Linked DNA regions of Homo sapiens: region 2 is linked to region 1. A link is a contact called in ENCODE Hi-C or POLR2A ChIA-PET data. All regions are on one chromosome and are shown on one strand. The core of a region is the stretch at or near the end of the contact, and the rest is flanking DNA. Distances in the headings are between cores, read along the strand shown.

Region 1 (5,016 bases), core at 1,200-3,699:
AATAAATAGTTTCTAGAGAGGAGACTGAATTTCGAGCGTTGGAGAATGGAATCATTCAGCCTGAATAATAAAACTGAAATTGATACATTTATTTCATTTATATTATTTGGTGTATTTCATCTTATTAAACAGATTTTAAGTTAACTGTCTTTCCATTTAATTGAATAGCATAATTTTAATGCATTTTATATGTCCTAAAATGAGTAGAATGTTTATGGAAATGGAAGGTAAAATATGTCAGCCAAGTAAGAAAACGATCATCCTTTACATGTAAAAATGATTTTATTTCCTTAGGAATAAAAATGGACGGGAAGTCCTATTTATTGCTCATTAAATGTATTGAGAATGCAGCCAGTCATAATTTATCTCATAGTGATGTGTATTCACTAATTACTTTAAGAAAATTTCTATGTTTCAAAATCAATCTAAAGAGTACTTAACTAAGTCCTATGCAATCTCTATGAAGAACCACAAACAGGGTGAAAACACTGTAGTTTAACCAAGTTTATCTTTGTGGTGGGCCTATTATGGCATGTTGAATCAGAATTCTACTCACGGCTTTTCATTTGACATACAATTGGCTGGGCTTTCTAGAAATGCTACTCTTTGAGGGAAAATAATATGGAGTTAACATTCAAAGTATGTCCCATTTTATAATATTAGCATAGTAAGAGTTATGCTCCCTTTTGTAGAACATGCAAGGATAGTTAAGGGGCATACTATACTCCTCTCCCTAAACGGTAAAATTTCTTTTTTAAAAAACGTTAAATAGGTATTTAAATAAGGTATTGTCTACTTTATATTACAGGAGAATGAGTCATTCCCCTAGTGAGGCCTGCATTTGTGGTCAAATACTTGGTTCATAAAGTTAATGTCTGAGATGCTGCAGGAGGAGAATATTTATACATCAGTGACTTCAGCAGAATGCAATCCTCATAAAACTTTATTTTATTGGAGTTGTAAAGTTACTTATTTGGGGGAAGAAACGATTAATTTATGAAAAAATAGATAATAGAGTGGTTTTGAACTTTTTATTGTTGTCACTTTATTTCCTTCCAGAGTTAACAGCTCAGTGCCAGAATCAGCGTTCAAGTTTGATGGCATATTTCAGTCGAAAAGAACCTGGGGATAAAATTACTAAGAAGCGCACTCTAAATCCACGGAGAACACTGATTTAAATACTATCAAAGCCTTAATGCAATGCCAGAACAATTCGGAGTTTTCATCTGGATCAAGACTTTTAGCAAAGGGCAGTATGTTCGGATGAATTTTTATAATAACAAAGCGTGTACGTTCACCGCCATCCAAACGTTGGTCACGATCAAGCAAGGATGTCCAGGAAACCTAGCCACCTAATCATTCTGGTCATCTCACAATCTTCTTCTTCCTTTTTTTTTTTCTTTCTATTTAGTAAAGCACCCATGAACAGGCAAGGTGGTTACTTAGGCTCCTTCAAAGTAAATCAGCAGCGGTCAAATTAACTTTATTGGTTATTAAAGTAAGCCAAAGTTTTGTCACTTCATAGGATATTTTGCCTGGGGACCTTCGATTTTGGTCTCTAAATGTGGCTTCCTGAACAGCTCTCGGAATAGGAAAGTCCCTAAGCGATTCTTAGGGGCCCTTCATTCTTCTGGAGAATGGTGTAGCTGACATCAGCCCCGCGCCTGGAGGCTCCCAAATAGCCACGATTTGGGAAGTTCTGAGATTTCCACTCCTAGACAGCAAGTCCGCGACGTACTAAAGCGCTCTGTCCCTTCCCTCCTCTGAGAGCTGTCCCATTAGGTCCCCAAAGCCAAAGCCTAGGTCCTTCTCCCTTCCCATCAGGGATGAAGCGGGGTGTATTGCAGGTGTGTAGGCGGGGGGGCGTCTATTAAGTGGGGCGCTGGGGACAGGAAAGTGTTCAAAGAAGGAAACCTGCCTGGGGTCATCCGTGCTCGGCTTCCCTACCGCGCGCCTTCTGGGGCTCCGGGAGAGCAGGCGCTGCCCGCGGAGGCGAGAGTGAGCGTGGCCGGGGGCGCGGGGCTGCGCCAGGTGAGAGAGAGCTGCGGGCCCCGGGGACGACCCGCACCTGCGCCCTCTCTGGGGTCCGGACGGGACCGGGCTCGGCCGGGCGGGCTCCGGGAGGAGACGCGCTTACCTGGAGGTAGGGCCGCCCGTGGGCCACCCCGCCCACGACGATGTCGGCGGACGCCATGGCCCCGGTGGGCGAGAAGCCGAAGCCCACGTAGCCTGCAGTGCGCACCTGGAGGCGGAAGGCGATCTGGCTGCCCCGCTGGCTCCAGCCCAGCCAGTACTTGCCCTCCGAGTCCAGGAGGGTCCGGTGCGGATAGGTTCGGCCCGAGCCCCCCGCCGCCGTCCCGGGGAGCAGCCCCCACAGCAGGAGCAGCGGCCAGCAGCACATCCTCGGGCGCCTCCTGCCCGCCGGTACCGGCCTCCAGCCGCTGGGGAGTGAGGAGCAGAACGAGGAGCGGCAGCGGCGGCGAGCGGGAGCCCAGGGACCGCCCCTCGGGCCGGCCGCGCGCCCGCCCGGGAGGGGCAGGACCCGCTCTCCCCGCCCCGGGCCGCCTGCAGGGCGCGCCGCGTCCCGTCCGGTCCCGTCCCGTTCCGTCCCGTCGGGTCCCAGCCCCGCCAACTCTCACCCTGCCCGGCCCTTCCAGCGGATCCACTTGCAGCCCCCGACCCCTGACTTGGTCCCCGAGGTCGGGGCTCGGTGGGAAGGAAAGCGAGGGGCTTCCCGGAAAGAAAGGGAGGAGGAGGCAGGAGGAGGCAGACGCCGAGAGAGGAGAAAAGGAGGCCAGAGGCAGAGGGAAAAGGAGGAGGGCAAGAGAATCCTAGAGCGGGAAGAGCGTGGGCTCTGCGGGACGTGGGCGAGAGGTTACCAGGGAAAGAATGGACATTGACGGCAGAGAGCAAGTTTAGCCTGGAGAGGAGGAATTGAGTGAGCAAAGGGGGTAGTCTGGGGTGCGATGCACAGAAAGGCCCGTCCAGGGTAACCTTCACGTCTCCGTATCCGTTGCTGTCGACTTTCCAGAGCCTTTGTTCCCAGTGACGTCCCTATTGCAATGGAGGGACACACTTCACTTTCCCCAGCCCCCCACCTCGAGAATTTCTCTCACCCTCCCACCCTGCGGGGCCGCAGAGCTTGCTCCTCACGGCAGGAGTTGGAGCCCTGACGCTTGCCTTCACCTAGTTTTTGTTTGGTTTGGTTTGGCGTTGATGGGACAAAGTCAGCCAAACTACTTTGCCATCAGCAGAGAAGGTAAGGGGTGAATTGTCATTTGAGAGTTATATTTTAATTTAACATTCTCTTTTCTTGCTATTCCAAGTTCTGGCCATAACCATGTTTGTCAAAAGTTTGTTTTGTTTTGGTTTTGCCTCTACCTTTGACCACTCCTGTCTTTAGAATGCTAAATACAAATATGGCCACTAAAATTTACCTTGCTTATTTATTCCTTTATTTATGATCTGCCAAGTTTCCAAAAAAGTTCGAAATTTTGTCTTTATAAAAATACAAACAATGCAAAATAGAAAAACAAATAAGAGAGAATATCAGATGAGAAATATGGGTAAGAAGAGCAAGCTCCACACTAGCCACCCTACACTCCTCATTCTCTCTCCTCACCTCGTATTTCAGCCTGTTTTTCCCCCTGCCTATCTTTTCCCATAACTTTTCCAAAGTTACCGTCATGCATCTAATTTATATTCTTCTAAGGATACGGGAATATTTGATCATGTCTGGAAGGTGACCTGTAGGTGGATCTGCTTACCAAAGTGCTCAGGGACTTGCCTGGGAAGGGACTTTTCCCAAGGAGAGATTGGATCAAGGTCCGCAGGGCTGGCCAATGGCAATAGGCCAGCATCAGAGAAGAGTGATGTTGGAACCGCAAAATAAAATGAGAAATAAAAGAGCCTGCAAAGCCTTACAAGAACTGGGCATGGAGACTATGAAATATAAGTAGCTGGTGCCTCACCTCCACCAGGACCCACTGGGCAAATGTCAAGGGCAGTAACAGCCATACAGCAATGTAAGGGTGGCAACCTTAGAATTGGGTTTTTACAAGCACCATACCAGGGACGTGGCTTCAGCCATGAAGAAAGGAAGGGGGATATGGAGAGAAAGAGGAACAAAATAGGGGGAATGGAGTCCCAGAGGAGTGGCTCATGGCACCGGGTGGGACACACTCACTATCCTCTCACTATCCTGGGCAGGGATTTCAGGGAAGTTAAATTACTGCAGAGTGACTAAAGGCAAACTTTCTGTTTTGTGACCCTACTTTTATTCCTAGTGTGGAGGAACCTGGAACAAGCACATTGCTACATCTGCTTCCTGGGGTTCGTTATATAAACCCCAAATTCACATCTATTAGGACATTTTGTCTCCTTAATGAAACAAAAAGAGGTCATGCCTTCCAGAATTCTTCCCCCATTAACTGTTTTAGCTTTACCTTCCATCACTCCCATCTCACTCACCCATCGGCCTGTAGACCACATGAAAAATCCCTCTGGAATCCTCAATGGAGAGCCGTGCTATTTTGCATCACTGTGCCTATTCGCAGGGTTTGTCACTTCTGCCTTCCTTCCTTTGAAGTATTTTCTTGTCCTCCTTCTCACACTTCACTGTAAGATAGCATCCTATCTGTGGATACTATCCACGGTAGTCCCCATGGAATGTTCTGCCAGACCCCATATGGCACCCCTGACACTTCAGTGTACTTTCTGTCTACAGGCTTGTTTTCCTCCAGTAGCCTCTTTAGGTCAGGAACCATGTCTGGTTTCTCATTGCCTAGAATGTGGACATCTTGCAATAGGTGCTTAATGAATACTTGTAGGACGAGTGAACAGATGCATGCCCAGATGCTCCTGTAAGCATCCTCGTAACAAAGTTGTTCTGTGGGGGAAACCTTGGCCCCAGATGTAATTGAGTGTTCTGCATTGGTATTGAGGCAAACATAGAAAAGACCACACATGAATACACAAAGGAGAAAGTTTTCAATTGTTTTCATTTATTATTTCATT
Region 2 (5,016 bases), core at 1,225-3,724, 56 kb after region 1:
TCACATACTCCATTCTAGATTTAAAGAAAATTTAAAACAACATAGAAAATTTCTAAATGACTAAGAAAAATGTTTGACCACAGATCAGGAAAAGACATAAGGACAATAGGGTAGCCCTAATTTTGAACAAAAAATGTTTGTTTATTGCCTCCAAGATAGAACATGAATTTCTTGAACAAGAAATGTTTATTGCCTCCAAGATAGAACTAACGTGAATGATATATAACTAAGGTTATCTTACTATTAGCAAATTTTGGTATATACCCACTGCAAAATAGTACTTAAATGTTAAAACTATGATAACCTTTATGAGGCTGAACATTAAATCTGGCCCTGGGAAGAGGTTGGATGTGGCCTGAGGCACATTGAAAATGCCTCGAAATGAACTCAAAACGACCACAGTACCTAGGTTTGAGATAAGAATGAAATAAAATATATTCCCCATTAAAATCTTGCTTATTTTTAGAATCATTACTGACAGAAGGATCAGCTTTGATCTGAGAGCTTTTCACCGTCAAGTTTTTAGCTATACAAGTTATTAAAAAAGCAAAAGCTTGCATCTTACTTGGATTAAAAACCTAATTTCTAGAAAACAGGTTCTCTTCTTTCTGGTCTGAGTTTAACATTTCAGATCTCCCATTAAACAACTGATCAAAAAACTTTCAGAGGGCATTAAAAAGTGAAACTAGGTATCAGAAAAATCTTAGTCGAGGCTAAATAACTGCATTTATAAGCTTTCTACCAATGCTATTAGGTGTTGGAGTTAGTAACTACTGCCTAACGATACTTACAGTAAACACTTAAAAATTTGTACTTTGGGTTGGCCAAAGTGGGAATTAATGCCCTTTCAAGTTTATTTAAAGATTCAATTCAGTTCTAGAAAACTCCCTCGTCAACAAGTAGAGGTGTTGTGCGTGTAACGACTGGACAGGAAATCTGGTTTTGCCTTCCACCACTTACATTTTAAGCATAAATGCCATCACTACACAAAACCTACGGGAATCCCACTCTAAGCAATTAAGTGACCAACCTCTTAAAAACTTGCCAGAAGCTACAGTGTCTACAAAAACCTATTTAGTGTGTTATTTAGCTCTATTTCTGCATTTAAAATTAGGATTATTTGGAGAAAAATATTACATAATATTCATGTTAACCAAATGATTACAAAAACAAAGAATTAAAATTGGTGTATTGATATGGTATTTGAATAATGAGAAAATGGGCCAATAGGAAGATTTTCTTCTTTATTCCTATTTGATTTAAAAGAAAAAGATTTGCCAAGGGATGGGTAGGGTTAAATTAAAAACATTTTAAGAAACATTTCTTTATATGGAGCATACTTACTGTTTTTGCTTTGAGTGCATTCTGATGAAATATAGATTCCAAATTCCCCTTGGATCTCACCCTTCTGTCTAGTGCTTTGCCCTCTATTTGGGGCAGTAATTCTATACATATCCTGTAAATGTCTGTCCTGATGATCAGGATGCCCAAGCTCTGAATCCAACTGCTGCCACCAAGAGAACGGCTCCTTTTTGGAGCCATTACACACAGATCATCACTCAAATCAGTAGTTTCTCTTTAGAAAACTAGCAATTTTCTGGTAGTCTGTCAATTAAGAAAAGAAAATGAAATTCAGTTACTTAGTAAGGAAAACTGGATAAACAGGAGGCTGGTCCAAACGGAGATTTATATTTAGACATTCCCTTTCTTCCTTGCCTCATTCCTTTCACACAGCTATTTCCCTTCTTTTAACACACCAAGTTCTTTTTATATGCCAAATAACAAAACATAAACTCCCTGAGGGCAGGAAGCTTATTCTTTTGGTTCACTCTTAGAACACTATGCCCAGGCATGTAGTAGCCTGGCAAAAAGCCGGCCCCAAATAAGTGCCAAATTAAGTATTTATTAAGCAACTACTACGGGAGGGAAGGAAGAAGGGAAGGAAGGAAGGAAACTGTGTTAAGTCCTGGGGCCCCAGAAGCTTAGTATATGTATTTTTTATTTTGGTTGGAAAAAAATGACTTGCTTACCATCTAGAGCCAATGCTTCTAAATTTTTCCATCAAAGAATCTTTAATGAAAGTGAGGAAAATTCTGAGGCTTCCACTTCACGTGGTTTGAACTGTACATCTCAGTGTTTGTTTCACAATTATGCTAGACTGTCAACTCACTTCTCTTTCTAGAATGTCCTCTGCAGTGCAGGTAGACCAGAAACCACACTTCCCACAAACTCCTTCTGTCTCTGGTTCTAAGTTGAGAGTTGACCATGAGAAAAGGAGAGACCATCTTTCCTCAGAGGCCACTGCAGACAGAAGTGTAGGCGGGCAGAGGACATGAGTTTCACAGCAGTTTCAAAATCTCTTGCAAGGCACTGGCTTTGGAGCTATTAACAGCTGACAGCTGGGGACAGCTCCCTGAGACACACTGTCAGTGCTGCACGCCAACAGCACAGCCTTCTGGATGTTCTCAAGAGTCACAGCAGTGCCTGGGCCAGCTCCTGAGATCCACCCACTTTGGGGCCGCAGACACCTTCCTCACCCACCCTTTTGATGTCTAATTCCCTATGTTAAAACACTTTACACTTATAATCCATCAAGTGGTTTCTGTTTTTCTAACTGAATTGTTAAAATATGCAAAATTCACATTAAAGAAGTTTCCTACCTATCTTGTGACCTCAGTGAATGAGATGCTGCTTTATCCAATCTACTGACTTTGGAAAATCCAGCTGAAATGAGGAAAGATAATCGTGCATGTCTGGCAACCAGGTAATTTCTTTCCTATCTTTCATGTCACAGTATTTTGAGGACACAAATTCCTAAATACTCAGAAAAAAATGGTTTTATCTTAATTGATTTATAAATTATGTTAGGGTAGTTGTTAAACAGAATTTTGTCAAAGAAGCAGTACACTGTAACACTTTCAGGCTCCCATTGGTTTAAAATTTGATAAGTGTATTTCTTTGCTGACAAGTCAAACTGTTCAAATGTTATGGAGGACTAAAAAGGCCTGGGATTCACAGGCTCATTTTTTGTTTTAACTGAATCATGAAAATACACAACTTTTTTTTTTCCAGGAAAGACAGATGTTATTTACCACCAATGAATTTTTATCATATTTAAATGAACTTGAAAATGTCATTCAACTCAAATCCCTCAATCAACTTACTTCAGCCCATTCTGAAACTTCATATTGCAGCAAACCAGCCATGTGAAAGAAATAAATTCAATTTTGACTTTCAAAAAAAATAAATGCTGCATAAGTTACCCTTGTGGACCTTAGCTATTAAGGTGGACAATGACTTTATTTTCTTTACGTAAGTTTTATATTTTATTATGACATTCATTTTTTCTACATGAAGACACAAATAAAAATTATACCAACTACATAAACTATTTTGTACTTTCCTTGCTAAACCACAGATGTATTTCATGGAAAGAGGGGCCTTTAAAGGCACTTATTTATCATTGTAGGTGTGTCTAAACAATTGATATTCAAAAACACAACTTTTTGTGTACAAAATTTTACAATTTTTAACAAAAGCAGTGAAGACACTAAATAACCCAGTGGCGACCTCTTCAAAGTGCAGTGTCCTTGGTCACCAATGCAGATGCTACTGGGGCAGCCAGCGGGCTCAGAGGGTCCAACTCCAGACACTGCATCCATGGCTGTCCTAGACTGAGTTGCACTTGTAAAAGAGATGGTCCCACACCTACTAAAAAAACAAGCTACTCTAGTATCAATATGACATCACTCTTTTACCATCAATCATATTGCAAAACCATAGTATTTAACGACCAATAAACAGCCAAATACCTAATGCCACATTGTCGTTCAATTTACCTGGCTGGTTAATATCAGTCTGTGTTTGAGTATTTCTTTTGAGCACACAAAAACAAATGTATAGTCACTTGATGAGGAAATTCTTCACTTTGACTCAAATGGATTCACCATGCTGTCAGTTATGAAAACAACTCTAATTTTAATCTCCACAGGGCAACCTTCACTTTTCACAGCAGTTCTAAAACTGACCTACAGAAAAGTTCAAGATTTTTTAAAAAATTTGGCTACCATACTATGTTTCTTATTTAATTTTCTCTAATCAATACTACTCTTACGTTCCAAATATTTCATGGGAAATTTTTCCCTCAAACTTAATATGTTTCTTAAACAAATTGAAGCCACTAAAGTTCCTGTTTAAACCACTGATAACTGCCCCAGTTAAAATAATAATAATTTAAAATGATTACACTTCAAATAAAGGTACTAAAATCACGCCCCCCAAATTTGTAAGCGCTTTTGTTGTTATTGGGTACTCACTGTGAATAGAAGTAAATGTACTTGACCTGTATGAGAATAAACATTTTATCAAGTACAGCAAAAAAAACGGAACTGATTGTGAAAGCCATGGGGATGGGACTTTAAAACAGCGGTAAGACGCTGGTTTATCACCAGAAACCTCATGTGCCTCTGTGCACTTGAAGTAAAGACCACATTTGAGCAGGCCTGGTGGGCTGGCACAGGCCTCAGAACAGGTGCTGTTTGTGTGAATTCTCCTCCCTGCATTGTCCATTCTGTTCTAGGGCAGTCTGATTCTGGCAACAGGAGTCTCTAAGTTCCAATCACTCACTCACAAAAGAGTTTTCTGTAATCCCTTTTGTGGAAAAAAATGGAGTTTTTCTGATATGCAAAGCAACTTCTACCAGTCTGACAAAGTAGGTAAAATCGATGACACCCTAAAATAAAAACCTGGAGTGAACTGGTGCTCCAGAAAGATGCTGAATGGCCACAGTGCATGTGGTGATGTCTCCATGCTGAGGTTTCAGGCAGCACAGCACTAAGTATCAGGTGACCTGTGGTCCCACCAGAGCATAGTCCTCATGAAATAGGCCTAACCAGATACCTTTTAACTCATCTTTATTTTGGTTGCAAAGATGTGGTTTACTTAGCTACTTACTATTTGTTCCCATTTGAAGTCTCAGAGCTTGCCAAGTTAAACACCGCCTTCAGTACCGAGCTG

What was found. A loop is a pair of places that touch in the nucleus more often than their neighbours do. ChIA-PET counts read pairs that join two places held with the same protein, here RNA polymerase II (POLR2A). Pooled maps may share reads with other maps.
Region 2: a loop to region 1 is called in a map with no recorded cell type, with 5 times the contacts of the local background. The contact joins the enhancer-like site here to the promoter of MOXD1 in region 1. A Hi-C loop is called at or near these places in 3 of 168 maps with a recorded cell type or tissue (B cell, GM12878 and IMR-90), 24 of 37 single-sample maps with no recorded cell type and 8 of 50 pooled maps. POLR2A ChIA-PET finds 5 or more read pairs at or near these places in 2 of 52 experiments (GM12878 and OCI-LY7).

What each region holds. Positions count from the first base shown.
Region 1 is chr6:132,399,026-132,404,041 of GRCh38, forward strand. MOXD1 (monooxygenase DBH like 1) reads right to left here and starts at 2,450. Exons shown (of 12, transcript NM_015529.4): 1 at 2,138-2,450. The coding sequence starts at 2,401. RefSeq lists silencers at 2,154-2,203, 2,334-2,503, 2,524-2,663.
Region 2 is chr6:132,454,617-132,459,632 of GRCh38, forward strand. STX7 (syntaxin 7) reads right to left here. Exons shown (of 10, transcript NM_003569.3): 10 at 1-5,016. Among named protein-coding and RNA genes, the nearest start is that of MOXD1, 56 kb to the left of the region's middle. Within about 2 kb of position 2,475, at least 2 of the 41 ENCODE cell types and tissues checked have a DNase peak (open chromatin) inside an H3K27ac peak, as active enhancers do.